Regions from separate parts of the Homo sapiens genome. Here region 2 is linked to region 1. The links are chromatin loops, found by intact Hi-C in ENCODE. Cell type or tissue: heart right ventricle. All regions are shown on one strand. Links, peaks and the distances in the headings refer to the core of each region. The heading gives the core; the rest is flanking DNA. Region 1 has its middle 17 kb from the start of RIMKLB. Region 2 overlaps A2ML1-AS1 (A2ML1 antisense RNA 1).

What was found. Hi-C counts contacts between places; a loop is a spot of excess contacts. Peaks named below come from ENCODE experiments on the same cell type or tissue, not always from the same donor. Only the 100,000 strongest peaks of a DNase experiment are listed, where the experiment ranks them.
Region 2: a loop joins it to region 1, with 7 times the contacts of the local background. A loop is called at or near these places in 73 of 110 quality-filtered maps.

What each region holds. Positions count from the first base shown.
Region 1 is chr12:8,673,193-8,689,534 of GRCh38, reverse strand. It overlaps a transcript of RIMKLB not described here and the pseudogene LOC101060064. Among named protein-coding and RNA genes, the nearest start is that of RIMKLB, 17 kb to the left of the region's middle. In heart right ventricle, for the core only: CTCF peaks have their summits at 7,303 (motif pointing left), 8,618 and 8,821 (motif pointing left); DNase peaks (open chromatin) are centred at 7,284 and 7,924; H3K4me3 peaks cover 985 bases; H3K27ac peaks cover 1,807 bases.
Region 2 is chr12:8,808,457-8,824,798 of GRCh38, reverse strand. All of the region lies in intron 1 of A2ML1-AS1 (A2ML1 antisense RNA 1), which reads left to right. It overlaps A2ML1 (alpha-2-macroglobulin like 1), which reads right to left and starts at 2,178. Exons shown (of 36, transcript NM_144670.6): 1 at 2,086-2,178; 2 at 1,434-1,617; 3 at 917-1,079. The coding sequence starts at 2,147. RefSeq lists a silencer at 5,132-5,426 and enhancers at 9,846-10,372, 13,259-14,000, 14,001-14,741. In heart right ventricle, for the core only: no CTCF peak of the experiment used is centred there; no DNase peak of the experiment used is centred there.

The DNA of each region.
Region 1 (16,342 bases), core at 3,661-11,660:
ATGAAACAAGACAGATTAATGAATAGAGCAAAGTAGTGTTAGAAATATAATTTCTATTAATTATTTTGGTTTAAAATATTAATTGAGCAAAATGCTGAGAAAGAGAGATTGTAATGGTTGCAGTTTGAAGTCAAAATATATAGTTACAATGTTTTGGCAACAAAGCAAAACTAGGCTGCTCCCAACGAGGACGTCTCTTTTCAGCCCACATTCAGTCTAAAAGTTATGCTGTCCTTGTGTTTACCAAATCTAGAAGAAAATCTCATGACTAAGTTAAATATCTTATTCCAGGTATAAGTAGCCCCTGTTAAATTTTGCTAATAAAGTAATAACCATAGATCTTTAGAATGTGGAGATAAGGTGTATTTTATTATCCCTGTTTTGAAATATGTCATGCATGGCCGGGTGCAGCGGCTCACGCCTGTAATCCCAGCACTTTTGGAGGCTGAGGCAGGCAGATCAGCTGAGGTCAGGAGTTCGAGACTAGCCTGGCCAACATGGCGAAACCCTGTCTCTACTAAAAATAGAAAAAATTAGTCGGGTGTGGTGTCGGGCACCTGTAATCCCAGCTACTTGGGAGGCTGAGACAGGAGAATCTCTTGAACCCAGGAGGCCAAGGCTGCAGTGAGCCGAGATCGTGCCACTGCACTTCAGCCTGGGCAACAGAGCGAGACTCCACCTCAGAAAAAAAAAAAAGAAAGAAAGAAATACGTCATGCACTTCACACATTATTTTAATCACACACACAAAATTCTCTAATCCTGTTCAATTAATCCCTGGATCAAAACTTTCATTATGCTCAACAGCCCTCCTTTAACAACAACAAGTTTTTTTAATTATATAAAAACAGTAATGCTCATTTCTGAATAATTGTTAAGGTTTAAAAATCCTCTGGTATAACCAAAATATACCTGTAATATACATTATTTCAAGATAAACCATCCAGAAAGAAATGGGGGAGACTAAGAACTATGTCACTGGAGTACCAGGAGAACTAAAAGTATGCAGTGCCTATATCTGAAAGAATGTGTTGTTTTTCTTTCTGCTCTTCTTCAAAATTTTCCTTTCTAAGAAAATAATTTCTATTATTTATCTTCTGTTTTCTCATTCCCCTTTCCCTAAATCTCGCTTTTCTTGTCTCTTATTGTAACAGCTTCTGTTTCCCTCTCATGTTGCCCCCATATTTTCTTCTAAATTCTGACTTTGTTGTGTCTTGGCTTAATCTGCCAGACTTCCACTAAACTTTCAGAGCTGGAATCAGAACAGTGCATTTGGCAAAAAGCCACACATACCACACAACCACAAACAAGCACTCTGGCTGCAAGATCTTTTCAACAATCCACTCCCGTTTCTTGCAGTCAGCAATTCATACAGGTTCATACATGATCTGAAATAAGCAACACATACATTCTCATACATTTCACATGCACATGGCCTCTGCAGTCAGCTCACAAAGACACAATGTCTGCAGAAAGGTCTTGCAGCATACACAGGCAGTGCATTCTCCACCCCTTTCATAAGCTCTTCCTGAATGGCTGTTTCTTCTAGACACCTCCTCCCCTCATGCTGCCTGGCAATGACTCCCCTCCTTTTCCTGCAGTTCTCCAAGTCCTAACTGCAGTGCCATCCATCACTCTCCCAACAGATCCCCAGGCAAAGCAATTGTTTCTTGAAGCTCTCCCAGGTCACCTGCTTTTTTTTTTTTTTTTTTTTTCTTCCTGACTTGGAACTTGCTCTAGCAAAAGGACTGTCAGAACAGATTCTCCTTCTGGAACACAATAATGTAGGCTGGTCCCCAGTACCCTGACTCCCTAATTTGTTCCTACAGATTTTAATTTTGACATGGATGGCTTAGGGAGAAAGCAGAAAGGAAGGAAAAAGAGAAGAAAACAGAAAGGAAGAAAGGAAGGAGGGGAGCCCTGGTAGAAATTTCATTTTGTCCAGGGCAACTTGGGGACTTACAAAGGAAAGACGAGAGAGCAGAGGCAGAGAGAGGAAATGGAGCAAGAAGTGTGAAAATAAAAGGAGAAACAAAGAAAAGAGGAAAAAGTATGAAAAATAAGTTGTAACATTTCTCTGGAGCTTTTTGTTTCAGAAGTGACCACAGAAGGAGGATGGAGATACTAAGAAAAAGTTAACAGGAGAAACAGTAATGAAGAGGAAAATCCTTTGATGAGGTTGTATGTTTTGAAATGTCCTAAAAAGACAAAATCATCATCACAAATATCTGCCACAAGGGAGATTTAAACTCCTAATTTGAAAGTACTCATGATGCTTAGAGAGGAAGCACATTTGAATTTTACTTAGATTATTTGCCCAAATATTACAGTATTTGAGACACATACTAAAAAAATTATATTGTTTATCTGAAATTCACAGTAAACGGATCATCCTGTGTTTATCTGGCAATCATGCCCTCGGGGGATTCAGGTACATACTCAAATTTGAGAAATACTGGTATGAAGTAAGAAAGCCTGCATTTAATGAGATCATCTGAATCAGAATCACTTGAAGGTGGTCGCCAAGTACGTATTCTTACCCCACCACAGACACACCAGATTGAAATCCTTAGAGAAAGAGCTGAAGATTCTTCATTTTGTTATACATTGATGATTCTGATGCACTAAAGTTCATAATCGCTGATTTCTCCATAATTCCTGTGTGGCGCCCTCTCCAAATCTGCATAGGATTGAACACTGCAGCTATATATATGCAGCTGTCTATATAGCATTAACTTTTTAAAAGTCAGTGGAGGCCGGGTGTGGTGGCTCACACCTGTAATCCCAGCAATTTGGGAGGCCTAGGCGGGCGGATTACGAGGTCAGGAGATCGACACCGTCCTGGATAACACGGTGAAACCCCGACTCTACTAAAAATACAAAAAAAAATTAGCCGGGCGTGGTGGCGGGCGCCTGTAGTCCCAGCTACTTGCGAGGCTGAGGCAGGAGAATGGCATGAATCCGGGAGGCGGAGCTTGCAGTGAGCCGAGATCGCGCCACTGCACTCCAGCCTGGGCAACAGAGCGAGACTCCGTCTCAAAAACGAAAGAAAACCCTGAATAAAAAAAAAAAAAAGAAAAGAAAAAAGAAAATAGCTGGTCATGGTGTCACGCGTCTGTGGTGGGGAGGCGGAAGTGGGAGAATTGCTTGAGCCTGGAAGGCGAAGGTTGCAGAGATCGGGCTACTGCACTCCACCCTGGGTGACAGAGTGAGACTCCGTCTCCAAAAAGGAAAGGAAAGGAAATGAGAGGAGAGGAGAGGAGGGGAGGGGAGGGAAGGGGGAGAGGGCTCGGTGGCTCACACCTGTAATGTAATCCCAGCACTATGGGAGGGCAAGGTGGGTGGATCAGTGGATCAGCTGAGGTCAGGAGTTCGAGAGCAGCCTAGCCAACATGGTGAAACCCTGTCTCTACTAAAAACACAAAAATTAGTCCGGGCGCGGTGGCTCATGCCTGTAATCCCAGCACTTTGGAAGACCGAGGTGGGCGGATCACAAGGTCAAGAGCTCGAGACCATCCAGGCCAATATGGTGAAACCCCGTCTCTACTGAAAATACAAAAATTAGCCGGGCGTGGTGGTGGGCGCTTGTAGTCCCAGCTACTCGGGAGGCCGAGGCAGGAGAATCGCTGGAACCTGGGAGGTGGAGGTTGCAGTGAGCCGAGATTGCCCCACAGCACTCCAGCCTGGGAGACAGAGCGAGACTCTGTCTCAAAAAAGAATAAAAAATAGCTGGGCGTAGTGGCACACACCTGTAGTTCCAGCTACTTGGGAAGCTGAGGCAAGAGAATCACTTGAACCGGAAGGCGGAGGTTGCAGTGAGCCGAGATTTCGCCACAGCACTCCAGCCTGGGCTCCAGATTCCATCTCAAAAAAAAAAAGTAAGAAATGAAAGAGCAGGCATCACTGCAAATCCTATGGATATTAAAGTATCTGTCATAAATAAAGATGTAAAAATCCTCAAAATATTAGCAAACGGAATGCAACAATTTAATAAAAAGAATTATATACCACAACCAAGGCAGACTCAATATTTGAAAAATCAATTAATGCAATCCATCGCATCAACAGACTAAAGAAATATCACATGATCATACCAATAGATGCTGAACGAGCATGTGACAAAATCCAACACCCATTCATGATCAAACAAAACAAAACAACAAAGAAACCTCTCAGCATTTTGAAATGAAGTATGGGATAAAAATAAAAACTCTCCAAAGACTGAAAATAAAGAGGAACTTCCTCAACTGCTTAAAGAACATCTACAAAGAAACTACAGCTAACATCATGTTGGTGAGAAACTGGAAGCTTTCCCACTAAGACAAAGGACCAAGGCAAGCATGGCTTCTTTTACTACTTTCAATACTGAAAGTTCTAGCTAGTGCAACAAGACATGAAAAGGAAATAAAATGTGTACAGATTGAGAAGGAAGAAATAAAACTCTGTTCGCAGATGACATGATTGCCTATATAAAAAATCTAAGAGAATTTACAAAAAAGCTCCTGAAACTAATAAGCAATTCTAGCACAATTGCAGGATAAAAGGTTTACATACAAAAATTAATTGCTTTCCTATATATCAGTGATGAGCAAGTGTAATTTGAAATAAACACAGGCTGGGTGCGGTTGCTCACGCCTGTAATCCCACCACTTTGGAAGGCCGAGGTGAGCAGACTGCCTGAGCTCAGGAGTTCAAGACTAGCCTAGACAACGTGGTGAAACCCCGTCTCTACAAAACATACAAAAAAACTAGCTGGGCGTGGTGGCATGCACGTGTAGTCCCAGCTACTTAGGAGACCGAGGTGAGAGAATCACTTGAACCTGGGAGGTTGCAGTGAGCCGAGACTGTGCCACTGCCCTCCAGCCTGGGCAACAGGGTGAGACTCTGTCTCAAAAAATAAAAGTGCTGGAACAACTGGACATTTACATGAAAAAAAGAAAAAGAATCTACACAGTAGACACAGACCTTACACACTTCACAAAAATTTACTCAAAATGGATCACAGACCTATATGCAAAATGCAAAAGATACCACTCCTAAAAGATAACATAGGAGTAAATTTAGGCCGGGTGTGATGGCTCATGCCTGTAATCCCAACACTTTGGGAGGCGGGGGCGGGTGGATCACTGGAGCTCAGGAATTCCAGACCACCCTGGCCAACATAGTGAAAGCCCAGCTCTACTAAAAATACAAAAATTAGTTGGGTGTGGTGGCGTGTGCCTGTAGTCACAGTTACTCGGGAGGCTGAGGAAGGAGAATCGCTTGAACCGGGAGGCAGAGGTTGCAGTGAGCAGAGATGGTGCCACTGCACTCCAGCCTGGGTGGCAGAGCGAGACTCCATCTAAAAAAAAAAAAGAGAAAATTTAGATGACCTTCAGTATGGCAATAACTTTTTAGATACGACACCAAAGGCATAATCCTTTGAAAGAACTTAGAGATAATTGAGAACTCAAATTCATAATTTGACTTCATCAAAATTACAAACATTGGTGGGGCGCAGTGGCTCAAGCCTATAATCCCAGCACTTTGGGAAGCCGAGGGGGGTGGTTCACTTGAGGTCAGGAGTTTGAGACCAGCCTGGCCAACATGGTGAAACTCCACCTCTACTAAAAATACAAAAATTAGCTGGGTGTGGTGGCAGGCGCCTTTAAGTTCAGCTACTTGGGAAGCTGAGGCAGGAGAATTGCTTGAACCCGGGAGGTGGAGGTAGCAGTGAGCCGAGATCGTGCCACCACACTCTAGCCTGGGCGGCAGGAGCGAGACTCTGTCTCAAACAAACAAACAAAAAACCAAAATTACAAGCATCTACTTTGCTAAAGAGAATGTCAAGAGAATGAGAAGACAAGCCAGACCGGGAACAAATATTTGCAAAAGACACTTCTGGAAAAGGCATATTATTTAAAATAATACAAGAACAATTAAAAACAACAATTTAACCTAAATTTTTAAAATGGGCAAAATATCTGAACAGAAACCACATCAAAGATATACAGATGGCAAATGGGCATATGGAAAGGTGCTGCACATTATATGTTATTGGGGGCATAAAAATTAAAACATAAGATACCACTATGCCCCTATTAGATTGGCCAAAATTCAGAACACGGACACCACCAAATGCTGGGGAGGCTGTGAAGCAACAGAAACTCCATTCATTGCTGGTAGAACATAAAATGGGACAGCCACTTTGGAAGACAGATTGGTGGTTTCTTACAAAACTAAACATACTCTTACCATATGATCCAGCAATCATACTCCTTGGTATTCATCCATAGGAGAGGAAACTTAGTGCCCACACAAAAACCTGCACATGAATGTTTATAGCAGCTTTATTCATAATTGCCAAAACTTGTGGGCAATCAAGACGTCCTTCAGTAGATGAAGGAATAAATAAACTGTGGTATATTCAGACAATGGGATATTAATCAGCAATAAAAAGAAATGACCTATCAGGCCTCCAAAAGACATGGAGGAACCTTAAGAGCATATTACTAAGTGGAAGAAGTCAATCTGAAAAGTCCACATACTGTATGATTCTAACTATATGACATTCAGGAAAAACCCAAAACTATGGAGATGTTAAAAAGATCAGTAGTTGCAGGCCGGGCGCGGTAGCTCACGCCTATAATCCCAGCACTTTGGGAGGCTGAGGCCGGCGGATCACCTGAGGTCAGAGTAAGACACCAGCCTGACCAACATGGAGAAACCTCGTTTCTTTTTTTTTTTTTTTTTAATTTATTTATTTTTATTTTTATTTTTTTTTGAGGCGGAATCTCGCTCCCTCCCCCCCGGCGGGGCTGCAGTGGCGCGATCTCGGCTCACTGCCAGCTCCGCCTCCCGGGTTCACGCCGTTCTCCTGCCTCAGCCTCCCGAGTAGCTGGGACTACAGGCGCCCGCCACCACGCCCGGCTAATTTTTGGTGTTCTTAGTAGAGTCAGGGTTTCACCGTGTTAGCCAGGATGGTCTCGATCTCCTGACCTCGTTATCCGCCCGCCTCGGCCTCCCAAAGTGCTGGGATTACAGGCGTGAGCCACCGCACCCGGCCATTTCCCAGTAAATTCTTGACTCCTTGACTGACTCATCATTTTAAAATATCAGTACTCAACGCAGTGCCTGGCATTGAGAAGGAAACCGACTATAAATGAAGTACAGGTCTTAGTTATTAGGAGCCTTTCATCCTGTCAGGCATAGTTCAATATTCTTGCTACATGAACTATATTAGCAACCAACGGGAAGTGTAAACCCCTTGGAAAGAAAAGCAGTTCGACGACAAGACTCTGGAGGTTATTTGTTGCCCTCTCGTGTCCCGATTTAGGAACTACATGTTCTTCCCTCCACTTTGAAGAATTCTGATTCCTTTAATTTTATGTGTTTTTTAATGCATGTATTGTAAGAAATACACTTGTTTCTTTACACCCTCACACAGAACACTTTTGACACCAGATGTGCGAGTTTTTTTCCCCACACTGACCTATTCTCCAACACCAGCTGGGTGTCCTACAATCCAACTCAATACTGACACTATCTACCTGCAGTCAATGTCAGATCCCACAAGTTTAGAGCTGAGTCCCACAAGACTGCTCCCACCCAGATGCCAGTTGAAAGTCCCGGTACTTCCGACTGACCAGCTATAAATTTGGGGGTTCCCATGACCTTCTCCTTGAGTTCCATCATTTGCTAGAATGCCTCACAGAATTCAGGAAAACATATTACTTACCAGTTGATTATGGAAGATGAACAGCCAGGTAAAGAGGTCTGCAAGAGTCCTGAGCACAGACAGGGGCTTCTGTCCCTGAGTTAGAGTACACCACCCTCCTAGCAGGTGGAAGCAGCCCACGAATCCATAAACCCGGAAGCTCATCAAGACCCACTGTTCATGAGTTTTTATAGAGCTTTATTTCCAGCCCCCTCTCCAGCCTGCTTCCCGAAGGTCAGTGGGTGGGGCTGATAGTTCCAGTCCTCTTATCCCTTGGTCTTTACGTGAGCAGTTTCATCCGGAATAGGAGCCACACCTTACGTCATGCATTAACGTAGCACAAGTTCAGGTGTGACTGATGGTTACGCAACATCAGGGGCTTGTTGTGAATAACAAAAGACACTCTTATCACTCAGGAAATTCCAAGGATTTTAAGATCTCTGTGACAGGAACCAGGCCCAAAGACCAAATGTATTTCTTATTATACCACACTTATTCAACATATTTTTTTTTTGTACAATTGTTTGTTTACATTGGCAGCAGCCCTCAAAGCACTGGTATATGAAGACCAGAACCGCCAGACACAGTGGCTCATGTCTGTAATCCTAGTACTTTGGGAGGCGGAGGAGGGTGGATCGCTTGAGCTCAGGAATTTGAGACCAGCCTAAGAATGGTGTCCCTATGCTATGGTGAAACCCCATCTCTACAAAAATTAGCTGGGCGTGGTGGTATGGACCTATAGTCCCAGCTACTTGGGAGGCTGAGGTGGGAGGATCATTTGAGCCCAAGATTGTGCCACTGCACTTCTGCCTGGGTGACAAAGTGAGACCCTGTCTCAAAAAAAAAAAAAAGACCAGACCTGAAGAACAGCAGCTCTGACCCCAGGAACAAGGGGCTTGTAATACACAATGCTTCATTGTAAGTTTGTTTCCTTTAGATGGATCTTTTAGATGTAGCACACAAAACTTTTTAGAAGACCTTTCCGTAATAGATGAAGGTCAAGGTCACACATTAAAATCTGCCGTAATTGGCATTTTGCTGGGAATGAGAGTCCCTGGCTGTCTCAGGAAGATCTCTAGCGACGCTTTTCATCTTAACTGAATGAGGCAGTGCCCTCTGCAGTCCAATAACTTCAATGCCTGAACCCAGACAGTATAGCGGTGTTACAGGAAAGGGGTCCCCATCCAAACCCCCGGAGAGGGTTTTTGGATCTCGCGCAAGAAAGAATTCAGGGCGAGTCCACAGTGCAAAGCAAAAGCAAGTTTATCAAGAAAGTAAAGGAATAAAAGAATGGCTACTCCAAAGACAGAGCAGCCCCGAGGGTGACTGGTTGCCCAATTTTATGGTTATTTCTTGATGCTATGCTAAATAAGGGGTGGCTGGCTGGGCGCGGTGGCTCACGCCTGTAATCCCAGCACTTTGGGAGGCTGAGGCAGGCGGATCACGAGGTCAGGAGATGGAGACCATCCTGGCTAACATGGTGAAACCCCGTCTCTACTAAAAATACAAAAAAAGATTAGCCGGGCGTGGTGGCGGGCGCCTGTAGTCCCCAGCTACTCGGGAGGCTGAGGCAGGAGAACGGCGTGAGCCTGGGAGGCGGAACTTGCAGTGAGCCGAGATCGCGCCACTGCGCTCCAGCGTGGGCATCAGAGTGAGACTGTCTCAAAAAAAAAAATAAGGCGTGGCTTATTTATGCCTTCCCTTTTTTTGACATATAGGGTAACTTCCTGATGTTGTTATGGCGTTTGTAAACTGTCATGGTGTTGGTGGGAGTGTAGCAGTGAGGAGTACCAGAGGTCACTCTCATGTCCATTTTGGTTTTGGTAGGTTTTGGCTGGCTTCTTTACTGCAACCTGTTTTATCAGCAAGGTCTTTATGACCTGTATTTTGTACTGACCTCCTGTCTCATCCTGTGACTTACAATGCCTTAACCATCTGGGAATGTAGACCCGTAGGTTTCAACCTCATTTACCCAGCTCCTATTCAAGATGGAGTTGCTCTGGTTCACATGCCTCTGACAGCAGGATGACTCGCAGGCTTCGCTCAGGCCTCACCTCATCTTTCACTAGTTGCTGTGAGAAGAAATCTTTTTCTTGGTTTTTAAATATGAATACAAGACCTTATTGTTCGTGGTCTAAAAGAGAATACATAGTAGATAAGAGGCCGTGCATCACTTGGACTGTGTGAAGAAGGCAAGGATTTGCTGTGCTACCTCTTGTCCAAAAAGCTGCTTGAGTTCTCAGATGGAATCATTACTCAGTTCCTGGGTACTTGGAAACTTCTGAAGCAAAAGGAAGGCTTTAACTTTTCCAACTCCTGGAATCTGCTGCACATTTCAAAGAAGGAATGGGCTGGGCGCACTGGCTCATGCCTGTAATCCCAGCACTTTGGGAGGCCCACACGGGCGGATTACTTGAAGTCAGGAGTTCAAGACCAGCCTGGCCAAAATGGTGAAACCCCATCTCTACTAAAAATACAAAAATTAGTCAGGCACGTGGTGGTGGTGGCGGGTGCCTGTAATCCCAGCTCCTCAGGAGGCTGAGGCAGGAGAATCACTTGAACCGAGAGGGGGAGGTTGCAGTGAGCCAAGATCATGCCACCACTGCACTCCAGCCTGGATGACAAAGTGAGACTCCGTCTCAAAACAAAAACAAAAACAAAGAATAAATGGCTCAGAAAACAGAGCCCCTTTCTTCCTGAGAAATGATTTTTCCAGAGCTCTTTGGTTTGCTCTTCAATTCACCGGATGGTGAGGCAGGATGCTTCCATCTGGCTGGCCATCCCAAGGTAAAGCACAGTGAACTTCTGTATGGCTGGAAAGTATTGCTCACTCAAATGAGTTTTTTCAACGAATACAACCCCTTGAAGATTACTGGAATTCCTAACCTGACCAAGCCTCTTCATGTAGCTATTATCTGGCTACTGAATCATCTTCAGTGACATAAAGAATGCAGAATCTGCTAAATAGGTAAAAATCTGATGTCAGATCATCCTGAAAAATGAGCTTAATTTTCCTTTGCATCCCCTGCACCAGCTGGAATCCATGCCATTTCTCAGTGACCACAATGAGGGAAATGCAAGACAGAACTTGAACAGTCTCTCCTGAACACAGCCCCGCATTCCAGAAGTTAGGGCCTCTGGCAGCATCTTGTCTGCAGAGCATTCTTTCAAAGACTGAAATTATTTGCCAATGTCTTAGACATAAGAAAGACCACTGGGCGCAGTGGCTCATGCCTGTAATCCCAGCACTTTGGGAGGCCGAGACAGGCGGATCACCTGAAGTCGGGAGTTCGAGACCAGCCTGACAAACATGGAGAAACCCCGTCTCTATTAAAAACAAAATTAGCAGAGCGTGGTGGTGCATGCCTGTAATGCCAGCTACTCGGGAGGCTGAGGCAGGAGAATCGCTTGAACCCGGGAGGCGGAGGATGCGGTGAGCCAAGATCTCACCATTGCACCCCAGCCTGGGCAACGAGAGCGAAACTCCATCTCAAAAAAAAAAAGAAAAGAAAAAAAGAAAGACCGGCCAGGTGTGGCGGCTCACACTTGTAATCCTAGCACTTTGGGAGGCCAACGTGCGAGGATCACTTGAGTCCAAGAGTTCGAGACCAGCCTGGGTAACATAGTGGGACCCTGTCTCTATTTTTAAATTAAAAAAAAATTTTTAATTAAAAAAAAGAAAAATAAGAAAGACTTCTGAGCTTTTGAAGAACTGCAAGTAATTCAGTATGGCTAAAAAACAAGGGGCAAGGCTGGGTTTGTGAGCATGGTGGTTTACACCTGTAATCCCAGCACTTTGGGAGGCTAAGGTGAGCTGATTGTTGAGTCCAAGAGTTTGAGACCAGCCTGGGAAACATGGCAAGATGCTGTCTCTACAAAAATAAATAAATAAATAAATAAATAAATATAATAAAAATAAATTAGCCAGGCATGGTGGCGCATGCCTGTAGTCCCAGTTACTTGGGAAGCTGAGGTGGGAGGATCACCTGAGCCCAGGAGGTGGAGGTTCCAGTGAGCCGAGACTGTGCCACTGCACTCCAGCTTGGGTAACAGAGTGAGACCCTGTCTCAAAAAAAGAAGAAAAAAAAAAAGGGCAAAGGTTCTGGGGTGGGTGGGTTGGAGCTCTGATGACACAACATAAAAATATTATGAATAGCTATGTATGTCATGCTAAGGAGTTTCGTCCGCATCCTAAGGATAATGAAGAGTCTTTATAGTTTTTAAGCCAGGGAATGACTTAATCAGATTAGTGCTAAAGAGATTACTCTGGCTGCTTTGTATCACAAAGATGGGGAAGTGTGGATGGGAACTGGGGGATCACTTAGGACTCTGTTAAGAGTAATGACTGAACAGAGCTGAAGCCGTGTGGAAAGAATAGAGGATGGATGGATTTGAACAATATTAAGGAGGTAGGCTCAATGGGATTTTGGTGATTAAGGGTGTGGTGTGTGTGATAAAGGGTGTGGTGTATGTGCTGGGACTCAAGTTAGGCAAAGAGAGAAACTGAGGAAAATGAGGATGATTCACACATATTTCAACTGTGTAACTTAGTAGATCATGGCACCAGTTTAGCTGAGGGTGGGGGTGCACTGTGCGGGAAGATGACAATTCTGTCCCAGACATGTTGAGCTATTAGGGATTTAGCTTGCTCAACATTTATCCACACTTTTTCCTTGAGCTTTTCCTGTACTACAGGTGGTGGAAAACGAAAAACTACATATTCAAGACTCTCCTACAGCTAGAGTTTGAATGTGATTTAGATTCCAGACTGTATACCCTAGAATGAGACTTGAATTAAAAACCAAGCTCAGTGAGAACAGCAGCAAGGAGTGAGCATCTGATTTCTTGGTGTGGACTATAGCACGGCCAGGGTGGCTCTCATGCCCGAGTGGTGACATTCCAATTTTGGAAGGTGGCCCCTAGATGGTGGAGAAGCAATAGAGTCCCTTGGTAGTCACTCCTGGGGGCTCAGACTAGAGTGTTTCTTTAGCTTTTCCCCTTCCTGAGTCGGTTTCCTGTAATTAAAGCCTGTCTGACTCAAGGTGCCTATGGGATGTTCAAACAATGATGTGCTATTGCATATTCAGACTTAGAGTTGAGGACATAGATATGTAAAAATAAATATAATTTAAAAGCTGTTGGGCTGCATGTGGTCGCTCACACCTGTAATCCTAGCACTTTGGGAAGCCGAGGCGGGTGGACCACTTGAGGCCAGGCGTTCAAGACCAGCCTGGCAAACATGGTGAAACCCCGTGTCTACTAAAAATACAAAAATTAGTCAGGTGTGGTGGTGCACACCCGTAGTCCTGGCTACTCAGGAGGCTGAGGCAGGAGAATCACTTGAACCCGGGAGGCAGAGGTTGCAGTGAGCCGAGATTATGCCACTGCACTCCAGCCTGGGCAACAGAGCAAGACTCTGTCTCAAAAAAAAAAAAAAAAAAAAAAAAAAAAAAAAAAGCTGTTGGGGGTTGAGCACAGTGGCTCACTCCTATAATCCTAGTACTTTGGGAGGCCAAGACTGGGGGATCACTCAAGCTCAGGAGCTCGAGACCAGCCCAGGTAACATGGTGAAAACCTGTCTCTACAAAAAATACAAAAAATTAGCTGAGTGTGGTGGTATACGCTTGTGGTCCCAGCTACTGGGAGAGCTGAGGTGGGAGGATAGCTTGAGCCCAGGAGGTCGAGGCTGCAGTGAGCCAAGATCACGCTACTGCACTCCAGCCTGGGTGACAAAGTGAGACCCTGTCTCAAAAAGAAAAGCTGTTGGAACCCCCCAAAACATTTAAACCTTGACAGAGATGAGATTGATCTGAGTCACATATGGCTATAGCATGTTTCTCAGATTATAGATTAACTTGTTTTCTTATTTTTCTTGTCCTGCACAATGACTAGAGAAAATTTAACGACGTCAGGGACAAAAACCTCCTGCCTTCTTAATTAATGACCTTTGTTACAGATTAACTTTTTCTTTGTTGTTCTGCCTTGCTTAGACCAGATGACAGAAAACCCATGACTATTACACTTCCGTTAAAAAAAAAAAAAAAGAAAAACAAGAAAACAACTATATGTACTCTCCCAAAAAGAAACACTTTTATAACCAATCAGTTTGCTATAACTATGTGCCAACCTTGTCTAAAAAAAGTTGTAATCCTGCTAAAGGCTCCTCTGTCTATATAAATGAACCCTTAACTTCCTGACTTCACAAAGCTGACTTCCTTCTTTTGGAGTTGATGTTTCCACTCTTTGTACCAGAATAAACTGTTTTGAAATTAGATCTTGACCCTTTTGATTATTTTAGGTGATAGATAGAGGTTAGACTGAAGCATAGATCTGGGAGAATAAACCAATAGATGGTAAATGAAGAGTTGGGAGTGGATTAAGGAGAGGGAGAAAGTACAGTAAAAAGAGAGGTGGCCGGGCCAAAACCTTGAAAACCAGCACTTAAGAGTAAACAGAAGAAGAAGAAAAAAGAAATGTAAAAGAACAGTAGAGAGGTGTTAAGAGGAAGACAAGGACTGTGATATTATAGATGTCAAGAGGAGGGGACATTTCAAAAGTAGGGACTGGTCAGCAATGACTAATGTTTCAGAAAATAAGAAAATAAGACTGAAATGTGTCTGTATTATTCAGCAACAAAGAGGTTCTTCTGTGACAGCTTTTCTTAAAATTGTGAGAAAAGGGCCAGGTGTGGTGGCTTACGCCTATAATCCCAGCATTTTGAGGCCAAAGTGGGTGGATCACCTGAGGTTGGGAGTTCAAGACCAGCCTGGCCAACATGGTGAAACCCTGTCTCTACTAAAATACAAAAATTAGCTGGGTGTGGTGGCAGGCACCTGTAATCCCGGCTACTCGGGAGGCTGAGGCAGGAGAATTGCTTGAACCCAGGAGGTGGAGGTTGCAGTGAGCCAAGATCGTGCCATTGCACTCCAGCCTGGGAGACAGAGCCAGACTCCCTCTCAAAAAAAAAAAAAAAAAAGAATTGTGACAAAAGGCTGGACGCAGTGGCTCATGACTGTAATTCTAGTACTTTGAAAGGCTGAGGTGGGCAGATCACTTGAGGTGAGGAGTTCGAGACCAGCCTGGCCAACATGGTGAAACCCCATCTCTACTAAAAACACAAAAATTAGTTGGGCATGGTGTCACATGCCTCTAATCCCAGCTACTTGGGAGGCTCAGGCAGGAGAATTGCTTGAATGTGAGAGGCAGAGGTTGCAGTGAACTGAGATATCGCCACTGCACTCCAGCCTAGGCAACAGGGCGAGACGCCGGACCCCTGGTCCCATAAAAAAGGAAAAAAAAAGGGCTGGGCGCGGTGGCTCACGCCTATAATCCCAGCACTTTGGGAGGCCGAGGCAGGCGGATCACAAGGTCAGGAGATCGAGACCATCCTGGCAAACACGGTGAAACCCCATCTCTACTAAAAATACAAAAAAATTAGCAGGGCGTGGTGGCGGGCACTTGTAGTCCCAGCTACTCGGGAGGCTGAGCCAGGAGAATGGCATGAGCCCGGGAGGTGGAGCTTGCAGTGAGCCGAGATCAGGCCACTGCACTCCAGCCTGGGCAATGGAGCGAGACTCCGTCTCAAAAAAAAAAAAAAAAGGAAAAAAAAAAAAAAAAGAATTGTGAGAAGAGGTGAGTTAGGCTTCAGGGAAAGGGCAAAATGTAAATGTTGACTATCTGACACTTAACCCTAGTCTGTTAAAACGATGAGGCTTAACTTCAGAGATGCTGTGGAGGACTAAAGATGACTGCATGTTTGTTTTTTGCCACTCTTCCCAGTAAAAGGTGGAGTTTATTTCTCTTTCCCTTAAATTGGAACCGACCCTGTGGCTTATTTGAACCAACAGAACATGGTGGGGACTTCTGAGACTGTGCCTTAGGAGATGTGATGTTTCTTCACATACTCTCTCAACCCATGATTGTGCTGTCAGAAGGCCAAGTGAGGCCGGGTGCGGTGGCTCACTCCTGTAATCCCAGCACTTTGGGAGGCCAAAGCGGGCGGATCACCTGAGGTCAGGAATTCGAGACTAGTCTGGCCAACATGGTGAAACCCCATCTCTACTAAAAAATACAAACATTAGCCAGGCATGGTGGCACGCACCTGTAGTCCCAGCTACTGGGGAGGCTAAGGTAGAAGAATTTCTTGAACCTGGGAGGCAGAGGTTGCAGTGAGCCAAGATTGTAACACTGCACTCCAGCCTGAGTGACAGAGCAAGACTCCATCTCAAAAAAAAAAAAAGAAGCTCGAGTGAGTTGAGTTGGTGGAGATACTACATGGAAGATAACTGAGGCTTCTGCCAACAACCCTATTTGGGATTCCCACTGGCAGCTAGCACCAACTAGCCATTCAGCCATCCCCGCAGCCCAGCTAACACTATGTAAAGCAGAATTCCTGCCTGATCAACACACAAAATCAAGAAAAATAATCATTATTGTTGTTTTAGTCACTAAGTTTTTGGTGTAGTTTGTTAAATAGCACCATTCAGGGAGTTGAGGAGAATGCTCTTCAAATGGAAAGGTATCAGTGATTCACGAAAACTTGTCAGTAAGGAGTATTTGAAAGACCAGCACTGTACCTCTACCTGTCACTGCTCTCAGCATAGCTCTGTCACTGTATTAGGCTGTTCTTGCATTACTCTAAAGAAAT
Region 2 (16,342 bases), core at 4,419-12,418, 130 kb before region 1:
CAATTGAAGTCGTGGAGATAGAGAATAGAATAATAATTTTTAAGTGTGTGGAAAAAAATAAGGTAAAAGGAAAAAAATTTTTTTGAAAGAGAGAGAGAGAACAGAATGATGGTTACCAGATGCTGGGAAGGGTAATGGTGGGCAGGATGAGGGGTGGGGTGGGAATGGTTAATGGGTACAAAAATATATTTAGCTAGAATGAATAAGATCTAGGGATCTTGTAGTTTTTAGCACAAAGAGTGACTACAGTCAACAATAATTTATTGCACATTTAAAAATTACTAAGAGAGTATAATTGGATTGTTTGTAATACAAGGAAATGATAAATGCTTGAGGTGATGGATACACATGTACCCTGATGTAATGATTACACATTGTGTGTGTGTATAAAAATATCTCATCTACCCCATAAATATATATACACCAGCTATGTACCCACAAAAATTTTAAATAAAAAAATAAAAAAAACCCAAACATAGTTTCTTTTCAGGGTGCCTGACTTTGAAATCTCAGAATGAAGTGCCCCTGTAAGGACGAATGAACAAATACAAAAAAAAAAAAAAAAAAAAAAAAAAACCCCAGTAGCTCAAGCCAAATGCCCTCAGTGCTTTCTTAGCCATTTACAAGCAGTTTGTTGTAAGGCCCAGCAACCCAGTTATACTTGCCAAATTCTATTCCAGAAGAAATGTGTACTTTTGTTTTAGATACACAAACTCAGTAGCAACCCCCACCTACTTCTCTTGCTTGTGTAGCGCAGCATGTATTCAACACTTGCACTACTTAATCCCCCCAGATTTTCCTCTCCTCTGCACTCCTTTTTTTCCAAAGCCTACTGTCAAACCACAAATCCCCTCTTTACCCCTGTGCACAGCGGTTTCCCCAGGTTTTAGTCGAACCCCAAATATGTGACTCTTACCTTGCTGCCCTGGGGTGTAGAGAGGTTTGTCAGTCTGTACAAAGGTGCCGTTCCCCTGCCTCTGAATTAGAACCTTTTTCTTCTCCTCAAAGCTGATGTTATTTCCAACTCCCGACACCCGGATTGTGGCCACTTCTTCTGTGCCACCAGCAGGAGGTGGTACCTGACCAAGAAAGGGGACTTCTGGGGAGGGGTAAGGGATTGGGGGAACAGAATCAACTGGTCTCAACCCAACAGTGAGTTAAAGGAAAGAGCTGAGTTAGATGGGGGTAGCAAGGATAGAGACATAAAACAAATTACCACGAGGAAGAATTAAGGTCAGGAACTAAAGGGAGAAATCCTAGGTCGAGGAAACCGTGGGTGAGTTATAGCCGGGGATTGAGGTTAAGTTGAGAAAAAATAGGTTTAGAGGCCGTGGCAAAAGATAACAGAAATTATACTTAAAGTAGATTATAGTGAGCCTAGGGAGGAGAATAGGCAAGTAAGGGATTCGAGTGAGGGCTGAGTCTGTGCTTACAAGAAAGGAGATACAATGTAAGTGCCTCTTCTTCAGTCCAGAGTATTCTAGCAACTTCTGGGTCTTGTCCTTGGTCTCCAGAGTAACCGTGAATTTAACATCACTGTACCCAGGGCTCAGGTCCAAACAAACCTTCTGAACGGAGGGGAAATTTAGCCGGGCTGGTAATGTCACCAGGTAGTTTCTATTAAAGGAGCAGAAGGATTTCAGGGCAATAATGATTCATTCACTCGAAAAATCCAGCACTCTCCTAAGCGCTCAGCAAGTAGCAGTGAATTAGACAGACCAAGCCCCTGCCTTCCTTATGCACCTCATTTTCTACAAGAAGCAGAGGGGCAACGACTCAGTGCACAGTCTTCAACTTCCGCCATCAGGAGGCCCTCACCGAGCACACATGCCTAGAGCACCAAGGAGGAAATTAGGCCTATTTCAGAAAACAGGGCACATTTTAATATTTATCTTTTTTAAAGCTTCCTCTTCATGCGTCAGCCTCCCTCTCTGGGTAAAGGATCAGTGGAACCAAAGAAGAGAAAAAAGGAGGAGGAAATTAAGATAAACCAAAGTTGATCTCCCCATCTCCATATAAATGTTTGAGAAAGTTAGGCGAAGAAGCCGCTGCCCTAATAAACCAATTCTGACACCAAGCACTCACGGAAGTTCTTCTGCAATGGCTGGTGATAGGGCCAACATTCCTAGAAGGAGCTGAGCCCACATCTTTGTGGGTGAGACAGATTTTTCCAGGGTCAGGGGCAGAGATCGCTCCGCGTAGCTTTATATACTAATTCCAGGTAGGGTGTGCAGTGATGACTGATGCTATAGTCAGTCACCTCCTGGCACCTGGAACACAGGAGGACTGTGTTCCTCCTTCTGTAACCACCAGGTTAGGTGGTGGACCAGGGTAGGGCCACTATTCACTTCTTTAAAGTTGTTTCTGCCTGGAACATCCATACTGGTTCAGCCAGTTTTGGGGGAAAACCAGAGCTGAGTATTCATAATGGTAAAGCTCTCAGAACATATTTTGAACTCCTCCCTTTTTTTCTGGTCTCATTCCAATTCCTGTTCTCATTTAATGTCCTTATTTTCTTTTATTATTCAATTAAGGTGTAGTTGGGAACACGGGTATGAGAACAGTTTCAATAGAAAAGCAGTAAACTTGGCCGGTCACAGTGGCTCACGCCTGTAATCCCAGCACTTTGGGGGGTTGAGGTGGGCAGATCACCAGGTCAGGAGTTCAAGACCAGCCTGGCCAACATAGTGAAACCCTGTCTCTACTAAAAATACAAAGAAAAAAAAATCAGCTGGGCATAGTGGTGGGTGCCTATAGTCCCAGCTACTTGGGAGGCTGAGGCAGGAGAATCGCTTGAACCCGGGAGGTGGAGGTTGCAGTGAGCCGAGATCATGCCACTTTACTCCAGCGTGGGTGACACAACGAGACTCTGTCTCAAAAAAAAAAAAAATTAATACTACTCAGTATTGTTGTGACTGTATGGAAATAGGGACACACACAGTCCTAGAGAAAATAGAATGTGGATAACTTTCTCATGGCAATTTTGTAATACACACCAAAGCCTTTGAGATTTGCATATTCTTTCACTCAGCAACTCCTACTCTGGAAATGTTTCTTAATGAGGAAAAAAAGGACAGCATGCATGTATGCACAAGTGTAACACTGAGTTTTTTCACACTGTTCTTTCTTTTTTTTCTTTTCTTTATTTTTTATTTTTTTGAAGTAGAGTCTCACTTTATCACCCAGGCTGGAGTGCAGTGGCACAATCTCAGCCCACTGCAGCTTTGACCTCCTGGGCTCAAGCGATCCTCCCACCTCCACCTCCTGAGTAGCTGGGACCACAGGTAGGCACCAACACTCCTGGCTAATTGTTTTGTATTTTTAATAGAGACAGGGTTTCACCATGTTGCCCAGGCTAGTCTCGAACTCCTGAGCTCCAGGGACCACCTCAGCCTCCCAAAGTGCTGGGATTACAGGTATGAGCCACCGTGCCCAGCCCACAGTGTTCTTTATGATGGTAATACTTAGAAGTCACCTAAAATATAAATTAGTCTAAGTGCAGTGGCTCATGCCTATAATCCCAGCTTTTGGGAGTCAGAAGCTGGAGGATTGCTTGAGCCCAAGAGTTTGAGACCAGCCTGGGCAACATAGTGAGACCCCGTTTTGTAACCACCCAATGGATTCACCTTGCTTGCTGCCTAGACAGAGCCGATTTATCAAGACAGGGGAACTGCAATGGCAAAAGAGTAATTCACGCAGAGCCGGCTGTGTGGGAGACTGGAGTTTTATTATTACTTAAATCCTTGAGCCTTCGTGGATCAGAGTTTTTAAAGATAATTTGGCAGGTAGGGGCTTGGGAAGTGGGGAGTGCTGATTGCTCAGGTTGGAGATGGAATCATAGAGGGTCGAAGTTAGATTTTCTTAATGTCTTCTGTTCCTGGGTGAGATGGCAGAACTGGTTGGGCCAGATGACTGGTCTGTGTGGTGTCAGCTGATCCCATGGAGTGCAGGGCCTGCAAAATAACTCAATTACTGATCTTAGGTTTTACAGCAGTGATGTTATCCCCAGGAGCAATTTGGGGAGGTTCAGACTCTTGGAGCCAGAGGCTGCATGACCTCTAAACTGTAATTTCTTTTTTTTTTTTTTTGAGACAGAGTCTGGCTCTACCGCCCAGGCTGAAGTGCAATGGCGCGATCTCGGCTCACTGCAAGCTCCGCCTCCCGGGTTCACGCCATTCTCCTGCCTCAGCCTCCCGAGTAGCTGGGACTACAGGCGCCCGCCACCACGCCCGGCTAATTTTTTGTATTTTTAGTAGAGACGGGGTTTCACCGTGTCAGCCAGGATGGTCTCGATCTCCTGACCTCGTGATCCGCCCGCCTTGGCCTCCCAAAGTGCTGGGATTACAGGCGCGAGCCACTGCACCCGGCCTCTAAACTGTAATTTCTAATCTTGTAGCTAATCTGTTAGTCCTACAAAGGCAGACTGGACCCCGGGCAAGAAGGGGGTCTTTTTGGGAAAGGGCTGTTATCAATTTTGTTTCAGAGTCAAACCATGAACTGAATTCCTTCCCAAAGTTACTTCGGCCTATGCCCAGGAATAAACAAGGACAGCTTAAGGGTTAGAAGCAAGATAGAGTCGGTTAGGTCTGACTTCTTGCACTGTCATAATTTCCTGTTACAATTTTGCAAAGGCAGTTTCAGTCTGTATAAAACATTTCTTTAAAATTAGCTGAGTGTGGTGGTGCACGCCTGTAGTCCCAGCTACTCTGGAGGCTGAGATGGTAGGATTTGCTTGAGCCCAGGGGTTCAAGGCTGCAATGAGCCATGATAGCACCACTGCACTCCAGCCTGGGCAACAGTGAGAACTTGTCTCATAAAATAAAATAATAAAATAGATTAGCCAGGATGCTCTCTGGGACCAATGATCATCCTATATCAAACCAGCCTAAACAAAAAAGTGTTTTTGGTAACTGGAATGGATCCAACAGGAAGAATGAGCTTATGGAACCAGAGCACCTTGAAAAACTTGACAGCCCAGGAGTGGAGACGTGGTGCAGCCAGGGCCGACTCCTCCCAGTCCTTCTCTCTTGTGTACTTGTCTCTGATTGGTTCATTTTCTCCTACTGCACACAAGCTTTTCTTCAAGTCGTAGGGAGGACGGCAGCTGGGAGCCCTCAAGCCATATTCGTTCAGCTCCACGACCCCAACTGACAAAATTTTTCACCTATGTTATAGAAATTCCCGAAGAAGGACTGTGTTCCTCCCTCTCTCGCTGGCTCACCTCTGAATCAGTCACTGTAGTCAGGAGGGTATGATAGGCAGGGCCTGGGTCATTCTCCCACCTAAAGGCCAGGGTGATGGGGTACTGTGATTGGCCACCCCTTTAGAACCACAGGGAGTTGGGGAGGGGAAATTGTTCAAAGAAATCACTACAGTAGGAAAAGTGTTGGTGTAAAGAGCTGCAAACATAAAACATTAAGTCTATTACAATGCCCCATAAAGAGTTCGGTTGAATAAACTGTCATGTTAATATAAAGCAATACTCTGCTGCCATTAAAAATAATGTTTTCATGATAAGGGGAATTATTTGCAATGCTAATTGAAAGGGGTTGGGGCTGGTGCAGCGGCTCACACCTGTAATCCCAGCACTTTGGGAGGCCGATCCGTAGGAGCTCGAGACCAGCCTAGTCAACATGGCGAAACCCTGTCTCTCCCAAAAATACAAAAATTAGCCAGGCATGGTGGTGGGCGCCTATAATCTCAGCTACTCGGGAGGCTGAGGCAGGAAAATCACTTGAACTGGGGAGGTGGAGGCTGCAGTGAGCTGAGAGCATAACATTGCACTCCAGCCTGGGCAACAAGAGTGAAATTCCGTCTCAAAAAAAAAAAAAAAAAGAAAAGAAAGGGGTTGGGGAAAGTGATACAAAACGACATGTGGCAAGTTCCACTTTAACTTGGAATTTGAAAGGCTAGAAAGAGTGTGGCTTGGTGGCTCGAGCCTGTGATCTCAACACTTTGGGAAGGCAAGGTGGGAGGGTTGTTTGAGGCCAGGAGTTCGAGATCAACCTGGGCAGTATAGTAAGACCCCATCTCTACCAAAAAAAAAAATTAAAAGTTAGCTAGGTGTGGTGTCACATGCCCAGCTACTTGGGAGGCTGAGGCAGGAAGATCACTAGAGCCCAGGACTTCAAGTCTGCAGTGAGCCATGATTGTGCCACTGCACTCCAGCCTGGGCAACAGAGCAAGACCCTGTCTCTAAGAATAAAAAATAAAAATAAGCTGGAAAGTGCATTGCCCCCTCTCTGACAATATGAAAAAGCCAGACAAACTGCAAAATCACTTTTCTTAAACCAAAAGTTGAACCTAAATGCTGAGCTGGGCCGGGGGCGGTGGCTCACGTCTGTAATCCCAGCACTTTGGGAGGCTGAGGCAAGCAGATCACAAGGTCAGGAGTTCGAGACCCGCCTGGCCAATATGGTGAAACCCTGTCTTTACTAAAAATACAAAAAAATTAGCCAGGCATGGTGGTGCATGCCTGTAATCCCAGCTACTCGGGAGGCTGAGGCAGGAGAATTGCTTGAACCCAGGAGGTGGAGGTTGCAGTGAGCTGAGATCACGCCATTGCACTCCAGCCTGAGTGACAGAGCAAGACTCCATCACAAAACAAAACAAAAGAAAACAAAACAGCTGAGCTGAGGTTGCAGGTAAGCTAAGTAGCCTGAAATTCAAGGACATGCAATCCTCATGAGCAGAGACCAGATGGGTGGAGTGTCTCATCAGTGCCAGAGTATGGGAGGTATTTAGGCCATCATACAAGCATGCAAGAAGAAAGCAGCTACATTTTTCATAAATTGCTAGAGGCCTAGTGCAGACTAGAGTGACTATAAGGAGCCTCTGGGTGTCACAGAAGCAAGGAGGGCTTTACTTACCCACAGGCTCCTTTCCATGACCTCTACCAGGTGTTCACAGGAAATACTGGGGGCCAAGTGGGAGACTACAAAGAGCCCCCTCAGTACTATGGGCATCAAGGACCGTATTTGCTATCATTGCAGAAAAGGCCCCAGCTGCCCATGCTCCTCTCTCGAAAGCCTTAAGACCCTGGGGAGGACTGGCAAATACTGTTGCTCCCAGGGCACAGGTGTTACCAAGGGAAGAGCAGGGAGGACCCTAGTCCGAGGGAGGGACAAGGAGCAATTGTGAGCCCAGAGTTCTAAGCTAATACTTTTAGAGGTCTCCTGAAACTGAAGGAGGAGCACAAAAAAATCTTTCCCACCCAAGACCAGCCACAAATTCAAAGCAGGGTTTGGCAGCCTGGCATAAGGAGTGGGGCAGAAATACTCATCCCCCAGGGCCCAGGCATATAAACCTACCTAAGATAGAAGATGAAGAGGGCAACAGAGAAGCACCCTGTCCCCTCACCATTACCCGAGCAAGAGCACCAAGTAACTAAGCAGTCCGCCACTGGCAGAGGGCATGAACGTGCAGAGAGACGACCTCTGTGGGGTCTGCTGTGTGGTGTACAGAGGAGAACGAGAGCTGAGGGTGGGGCACAAACACTGAGAAATAGCCAGCACTCCAGATGCCACCCTAAGCATAAGGCATCACAAAAGGAATTTGAAGCCTATGATGTACCGAAAGTAAACTTGGCAATTACAAAACCTGCACAGTTCACCTTTTAACTAGATTAACTCAATCCACCAAGCTAACTGCCTGAGAAGAGGTGTGTCCATTTCTAGTCACAAATACTATTTATTTAAATCTCTCCTGTTCTACACAAGATGTTTGGCAATCAATGAAAAATTACAAGTTGTATCAAAAGAAGAAGAAGATGACAACAACATCCTGTGAAGATACAAAGTAATCAATGGAACCAGGCTCAGAGCTGCCCTCCATGTTATAATAAAAGAGAGAGACTTTAAAATGCCCAGGAGTCATATGTCAAAGGAGCTCATGAAAAAAAAAAAAGGACAACAGACATGAGGAGATGGTGTCAGGGGTGGATTTCAAAAGAAAGGTGGAAGTGATCGACTTCCTGAAATACTAAACATGACAGACTTTATAGAAGTTTCAAAAATAAGATATGCAATATCAGGCCAGGAACAGTAGCTGAAGCCTATTAATCCCAGCACTTTGGGAGGCCAAGGCAAAAAGATCACTTGAGCCCAGGAGTGTGAGACCAGCCTAGGTAACATAGTGAGGAGACTTTGTGTCTATGTAAGATAAAGACATTAGCTAGGTGTGGTGACTTATATCTGTAGTCCCAGCTACTTGGGAGGCTGAGGTGGGAGAATTACTTGAGCCCAGGAGGCCAAGGTCGCAAGCAAGCTGAGATCGCACCACTACACTCCAGCCTGGGCAACAGAACAAAATCCTGTCTCAAAAAAAAAAAAAAAAAAAAAAGAAAATGCTGTATCAGAGATGAGCAGCTCCTTCTTCAGGCTCATTAATAACCTTGACAATACGAATATAGCTGAGGAAATAATCGATTGCCTTGAAGTTAGGTCAATAGAAATTACCCAAACAAACACAACAAGAAAAAAGAGTGAAAATCATTTGAATTCTTTTCAAATAATTTGAATTTTTATAGCACTTGAATTATCTTCAAGTGCTATAAAACAATATCAAATGGCTTAGCATACATATTATCAGAATCTTAGAAGGAGAAACGAGAAAGAACAAGCAGAAGACATGTTTGAAGAGACAAGAAATGAGAATTTTCCAAAAATAATGAAACACATCAAAGAATAGATTCAAGAATTATAAACAATTTCTCCATGTTTCCCCTAATTCACACACACTAGGCACATACATACATGCACGCACCGTCTCTTGGTTAGGTTGTAAAATTGTGATGGTCTCTGGAGGCTCTGTTTGATTTGGACACAGGGAAAACCAGTATATTCAATTGAGTTTTGGGTCACTCTACCACTCTACATAAACTCCATAAACTTTTTTTTTTTGAGACAGGATCTCGCTCTGTCACCCACCCTGGAGTACGGTGGCGTGATCTCAGCTCACTGCAACTTCCACCTCCCAGGTTCAAGAGATTCTCCTGCCTCAGCCTCCTGAGTAGCAGGGATTACAGGTGCGCGCCACCATGCTGGGGTAATTTTTGTATTTTTAGTAGAGACAGGGTTTCACCATGGCCTCCCAAAGTGTTGGGATGACCGGCATGAGCCACTGCGGTCTTGTTTTCCTTGGTTCCCATCACTCTTCCTGCTAAGAGCAATCGCCCAGGTCTGTGAACACCCACTCCTCCGTAGATGGTGAGTGCCCCTCCAGCTAGAGCTGCTGACTCCCTTTACCACTTCCATCAGTCAAATCGGCCCACCAGTGATTTTTATCTCTTCTGATCCATTTTAAAATCTATTTAAATGCAGCTATCAGTCTGATAACCTGTCTGGAATTTGGTGGGAGGAAATGTCCAGGGTTTAATAATCTCCCAAAGTTAGGCTGCATAAAACCCTACTGTTGACATCTCATGTGGTGCATATGGGCGAAACGGAGCCGTGTGGAAGGCTATTCTGTAAAGGGGTTAGCGTGCTTGGATTTGCTCTGGGTATCAGAATCCTGACTTGAGACTTTTAGCTTAGATAGACACCATAATATGTTACTTCGAAGGCTTCTTACACTTGGACCTTTATTGTAAATAATAGAAGTATTTCTGGAGTAAGAATTACATCAATTATATATTATCATGTTATGCTACATATTAGGCATAACATATATATATATATATATATATATATATATATATATATATATATAGTTTTTGTTTGTTTTTTGAGACAGAGTTTCACTCTTGTTGCTCAGGCTGGAGTTCAATGGCACGATCTCAGCTCACGACAACCTCCGCCTCCTGGGTTCAAGTGATTATCCTGCCTCAGCCTCCCAAGTAGCTGGGATTACAGGCGCCCCCCCACCACCCCCGGCTAATTTTTTTTGTATTTTTAGTAGAGACAGGGTTTCACCATGTTGGTCAGGCTGGTCTCGAATTCCTGACATCAGGTAATCTATCCACCTCGGCCTCCCAAAGTGCTGGGATTACAGGTGTGAGACACCACGCCCGGCCTATAATATATATTTTTTAATTATTATCCAAGGGTGCTGACATAAATTTCCAATTTATTCGTGCCAAAAAATTAGTGATGATAACTGCCAATCAGTACAGCTAAAGAAAATGTTTTCATTCTGGTGTATTTGGAAGTCTTCTGTCTTTATATTATCCCAGCCTTCCTCACTCATTTCTGTGTATTTTATACTTTGTTTCACACCATTCTGCTCAAGGGTATTATTTTCGCATTTCCATATTATTTCTATTTTTCACAGGTAGTCTTTGGTCTTACATCTGTGAACATCTTCTTTGACTATTTTGCTTTTCCACGAAGGGCTTTCCAAAAACTATTAGCCCACTTTACTTGGTAACCTCCCAGGAGACAGCTTAGTCCTGTCTGCTAAGGGATGCTATTCTCAGCAAGTCAGTTTTCTGCTCTCCTCACTGCAAGGGAGGCCAGAGGAGAAGAGCCTGTTTCTGTTCCACCCAGGACTGTTGATTTGAGGTTCTACCTCCAGAGAGCATGGGGCTAATCAAACCAAGACACAACACTAAGGAAAAGAAAAGAAAGAACAAGCAGAAGCTGGGGCCACTCCTTGCTTGCCACTGTCTCCTCCCTCCTTCTTACTAATTATAGGCTTCACTCTGTTCCTTTTTCAAATGTATTCAAGTGAATATGCAATGTACCAAAGTTTGCATATGAATGCATCAGGGAAAATAAGGGTGCTACCCAACCCCACCCATGCTTAGACAGCACATAAACCAACATTTGGCTTCCTAAAGTCAGAAATGACAGAAAACTGAAAGTTCAAAGAGGGAAAAAAGAAACATGGAGATCACATGCTCAGATTATACCTAGGGGGAAAAACCTTTTTTTTCCAACAAATATTTATTGAACACTGCTATGGGATAAATTGTATCCCCCTCAAAATTTATATGTTGAAGTCCTAACTCCTAGGATCTCCGAGTGTGACTTAATTTGGAAATAGGGTCCAGCCTGCCCTGGAGATATTGGACTTGCCAGCCTCCACAATCATGTGAGCCAATTATAAATCTCTCAGGGTGTGGGGCAGGCCCTGCCCCACACCCTGAGAGATTTAAAAAATAATATATATAAACAAGCCGGGTGCAGTAGCTCACACCTGTAATCCCAGCACTTTTGGGAGGCCGAGGTGGGCGGATCACCTGAGGTTGGGAGTTTGAGACCAGCCTGACCAACATGGAGAAACCCCGTCTCTACTAAAAAAATACAAAATTAGCCGGGTGTGGTAGCACATGCCTGTAATCCCAGCTACTAGGGAGGCTGAGGCAGGAGAATCGCTTGAACCTGGGAGGCAGAGGTTGCAGTGAGCCGAGATCGTGCCACTACTCCAGCCTGGGCAACAAGAGCAAAACTCCATCTCAAAAAAAAATAAACAAGCAAAGTATATACATATATACAAACTATATACATACACATATATAGTTTGTTTCATGTGCGTCCGTGTGAAGAGACCACCAAACGGGATTTGTGTAAGCAATAAAGCTTTTAATCACCTGGGTGCAGGTGGGCTGAGTCCGAAAAGAGAGTCAGTGAAGGGAGATGGGGTGGGGTCGTTTTATAGGATTCGGGTAGGTAAAGGAAAATTACAGTCAAAGAGGGGTTGTTCTCTGGCGGGCAGAGTGGGGGTCACAAGGTGCTCAGTAGGGGAGCTTTTGAGCCAGGATGAGCCAGGAGAAGGAATTTCACAAGACAATGTCATCAGTTAAGGCAGGAACCGGCCATCTGGATGTGTACGTGCAGGCCACAGGAGATATGATGGCTTAGCTTGGGCTCAGAGGCCTGACAGCTTGTATATATATACATATATATAATACATAATATATGTATTATATAATTTATATAATACAAAATATGTGTATTATATAATGTATTATATAATACACATATATGTATTATATATGTATAATACATATATGTGTATTATATATGTATAATACACATCATATATAATATATATAATATTATATGACACATATATATAATATATGTGTATTATATATGTATATATAACACATATATAATGTATTATATAATACAATATATAATGTATTATACAATGTATTATATAATATATAGTGTATTATATAATACATATATAATGTATTACATAATACATATATAATGTATTATATATGTGTATTATATAATACATTATATATGTATTATGTAATGTATTATATAATACATAATATATACTACATATATAATACTATATACATATAATATTATACACATATATGTATATAGTTTGTATATGTGTATACAGTTTGCTTGTTTTTTATTGGAAGAAACCTGACTGTGCAAACCTTCAGCATGTTAGACACTATAGGAACCATATGTGAAGGTGTTTTCTTTGACTTCAAGGGAAACATTTCAGAACGTAAGATATTCACATATGAAAAGTCCAGTAACAAAATACTAAAGAAATGCTACTTAATAACATATGACTGAGTCCCTAATATGTGCTACTGATGATAAATATGACTCATTTTCAAAGACTATAAGCTGGGTTACAGTTGTCAGAAAAAGTTTAATGGCATGTAAATCAGCAAGCAACTGAGAAGTTTCAGGGACCCTCTTTCATCCAGATGTTTCTTATTCTTTATCCTTCTTACTCTTCTAACTTTAAATCCTTCTTACTCTTGTAACTTTAAATCTTTCAAAGAAACAGAAATCTCTCTTTCTTCTTTGAAGGACAGGGTCCTTCTCCCTTAGTCCTAGCCGTATCATTTCCTCTCTGAGACACTGCCTTGTCTATACTAAGCCATTTTTCTGATTTTTCTGAATTAGATGGTATTATTTTGGGGGATGGGAGAGAGGAGGAGAAGTAGTAGAACAGATGGAAGTGCTTCCTGTAAAGTATAAACTGTTTCAGAAAAAGAAATCTTTTTTTTTTTTAAATGAGACAGAGTCTCGCTGTGTCGCCCAGGCTGGAGTGCAGTGGCGGGATCTCAGCTCACTGCCAGCTCCGCCTCCCGGGTTTTCCTGCCTCAGCCTCCTGAGTAGCTGGGACTACAGGCGCCCGCCACTGCGCCCGGCTAATTTTTTGTATTTTTTAGTACAGACGGAGTTTCACCGTGTTAGCCAGGATGGTCTTGATCTCCTGACCTTGTGATCCGCCCTCCTGGGCCTCCCAAAGTGCTGGGATTACAGGCGTGAGCCACCGCACCCAGCCAGAAAAAGAAATCTATGAAAGGGTTGATGGGAGAAAGGAACAAAAGGTTTCCTTAAAATTCAGCAATATCTGGCACATAGTAAGCATTCAATACATTTTTGTTGACTGCCTTAAAAGAATAAGTGGGAAATAAATTTTTCAAAACTAGATATTTAGATAAAGCTACATAATATCACCAATCACTATCTTTTTCCTGTGGTAATAAGATGTTAGATTTACTAGACAAATATTTTATTTTATTTTTTTCTTTCTTTTTTTTTTTTCTTGAGACAGAGTCTTGCCCTGTCACCCAGGCTGGAGTGCAATGGCAAGATCTCAGCTCACTGCAACCTCCACCTCCCAGGTTCAAGCGATTCTCCTGCCTCAGCCTCTCAAGTACCTGGGATTACAATGGTTTAATCTCAGCTCACTGCAACCTCTGCCTCTTGGGTTCAAGCGATTCTCCTGCCTCAGCTTCCTGAGTAGCTGGGATTACAGGCGCACAACCACCATGCCTGGCTAATTTTGTATTTTTAATAGAGACAGGGTTTCTCCATGTTGGTCAGGCTGGTCTCGAACACCCGACCTCAGGTGATCTGTCTGCCTCGGCCTTCCAAAATGCTAGGATTACAGGTGTGAGCCACTGATCACGAGGTCAGGAGTTTGAGACCAGCCTGGCCAAGATGGTGAAACCCCGTCTCTACTAAAAAATACAAAAATTAGCTGGGCACGGTGCAGGCGCCTGTAATCCCAGCTACTCAGGAGGCTGAGGCAGGAGAATCATTTGAACCTGGGAGGCAGAGATTGCAGTGAGCCGAGATGGTGCCACTGCCCTCTAGTCTGGGCAACAGAGCAAGGCTCCGTCTCAAGAAAAAAAAAAAAGATAGGGATCAAGCGACTTGAACTATGAGAAGCAGGACCTGATATTAAGTTTAGCTTGAAATACTCCAAAAACATGATTTCAAAGGGCAAACATGTCGAACAGAAGAATTTCAGGAGTTTAGATGTGTACTTGGAAAATACTATTCCTTTCATGCGCGTCCGTGTGAAGAGACCACCAAACAGGCTTTGTGTGAGCAATAAAGCTTTTAATCACCTGGGTGCAGGTGGGCTGAGTCCGAAGAGAGTCAGCAAAGGGAGATAGGGGTGGGGCCGTTTTATAGGATTTGGGTAGGTAAAGGAAAATTACAGTCAAAGGGCAGTTGTTCTCTGGCGGGCAGAGTGGGGGTCACAAGGTGCTCAGTAGGGGAGCCTTTGAGCCAGGATGAGCCAGGAGAAGGAATTTCACAAGACAATGTCATCAGTTAAGGCAGGAACAGGCCATTTTCATTTCTTTTGTGGTGGAATGTCATCAGTTAAAGCAGGAACCCGTCATCTGGATGTGTACGTGCAGGCCACAGGGGATACGGTGGCTTAGCTTGGGCTCAGAGGCCTGACATTCCTGTCTTATATTAATAAGAAAAATAAAACGAAATAGTGGTAAAGTGTTGGGATGATGAAAATTTTGGATGAGGGTATGGAGAGATAATGGGCGATGTTTCTCAGGGCTGCTTCGTGCGGGATTGGGGCGGCGTGGGAACCTAAAGTGGGAGCGATTAAGCTGAAGGGAGATTTTGTGGTAAGGGGTGATATTGTGGGATTGTTAGAAGAAACATTTGTCATTTAGAATTATTGGTGATGGCCTGGATACAGTTTTGTATGAATTGAAAAACTAAATGGAATAAAAGAAGGAGAAAAACAGGTATTAAAGGACTAAGAATTGGGAGGACCTAGGACATCTCATTAGAGAGTGCCTAAGAAGGTTCAGCATAGCCTTGCCAGCAAAGATTATTTATTTACTTTAAGAGTTAAGAGTGGCGGTTTGGGGATAGCACCAGGAGATATCAGCTGTGATGGCTTGGAGAAACAGTGTAAACTGGCAGTGTAAACAAGAGCAGGGCATGTATGAGTAGTTGAGAACGCTGAATAAGAGTATGACTAGACAGAAGATAGTAGGGATGACAGGTTTTTGGGGGCACAGTCTAAGTTGGTCTGGTGTCTGGAAGGAGACTGGGGCCTAATAAAAAGGAGCGTCTATACAGGAGCTTAAATGGGCTGTACCTTGTAGCATTCTGAGGACAGGCCTGAATTCTGAGAAGCGAAAGTGGTAAAAGTATTGTCCAGTCCTTTTTGAGTTGGTGGCTGAGCTTCGTGAGGTGTGTTTTTAATAGACCATTAGTCTGTCACTGGATACTAAGAGCCTGAAAAAAGGCTTGGCTGATTTGACTAATAAAGGCTCGTCTGTTATCAGACTGTATTGAGGTGGGAAGGCTAAACTGAAGAATTATGTCTGACAGAAGGGAAGAAATGACTGTGGTGGCCTTCTCAGACCCTGTAGGAAAGGACTCTGCTTATCCAGTGAAAGTGTCTACCTAGACTAAGAGGCATTTTAGTTATCTTACTCGGGGCATGTTGAGTAAAGCTAATTTGCCAGTCCTGGGTGGGGGCAAATCCTTGAGCTTGATGTGTAGGGAAGGGAGGGGGCCTGAATAATCCCTGAGGAGTAGTAGAATAGCAGATGGAACACTGAGAAGTTATTTCTTTGAGGATAGATTTCCACAATGGAAAGGAAATGAGAGGTTCTAAGAGGCGGGCTAGTGGCTTGTACTATAGCATAGCCTGCCTTTGCTGGTGTGTGGCGATTAGGCCTGGTGGAACCGCCATCAATAAACTAAGTGTGATCAGGGTGAGAAACAGGGAAGAAGGAAATGTGGGGAAATGGGGTGAACGTCAGGTGGATCAGAGAGATGCAGTCATGGGGGTCAGGTGTGGTATCAGGAATAATGTGGGAGGCCGGACTGAAGTCCGGGCCAGGAACAATGGTAATTGTGGGACTTAACAAAGAGTAAGCACAGCTGAAGGAGCCCGGGAGCAGAAAGTATATGCGTCAGGTGTGGGTCAGAAAATAGATTTTGGAAATTATGAGAGCTGTAGAGAGTGAGTTGAGCATAGTTTGTGATTTTGAGGGCCTCTAAAAGTATTAAAGCAGCAGCAGCCGCTGCATGCAGACATGAGGGCTAGGCTAAAACAGTAAGGTCAAGTTGTTTGGACAGAAAGGCTACAGGGTGTGGTCCTGTCTCTTGTGTAAGAATTCTGACTGCGCTAACCATGC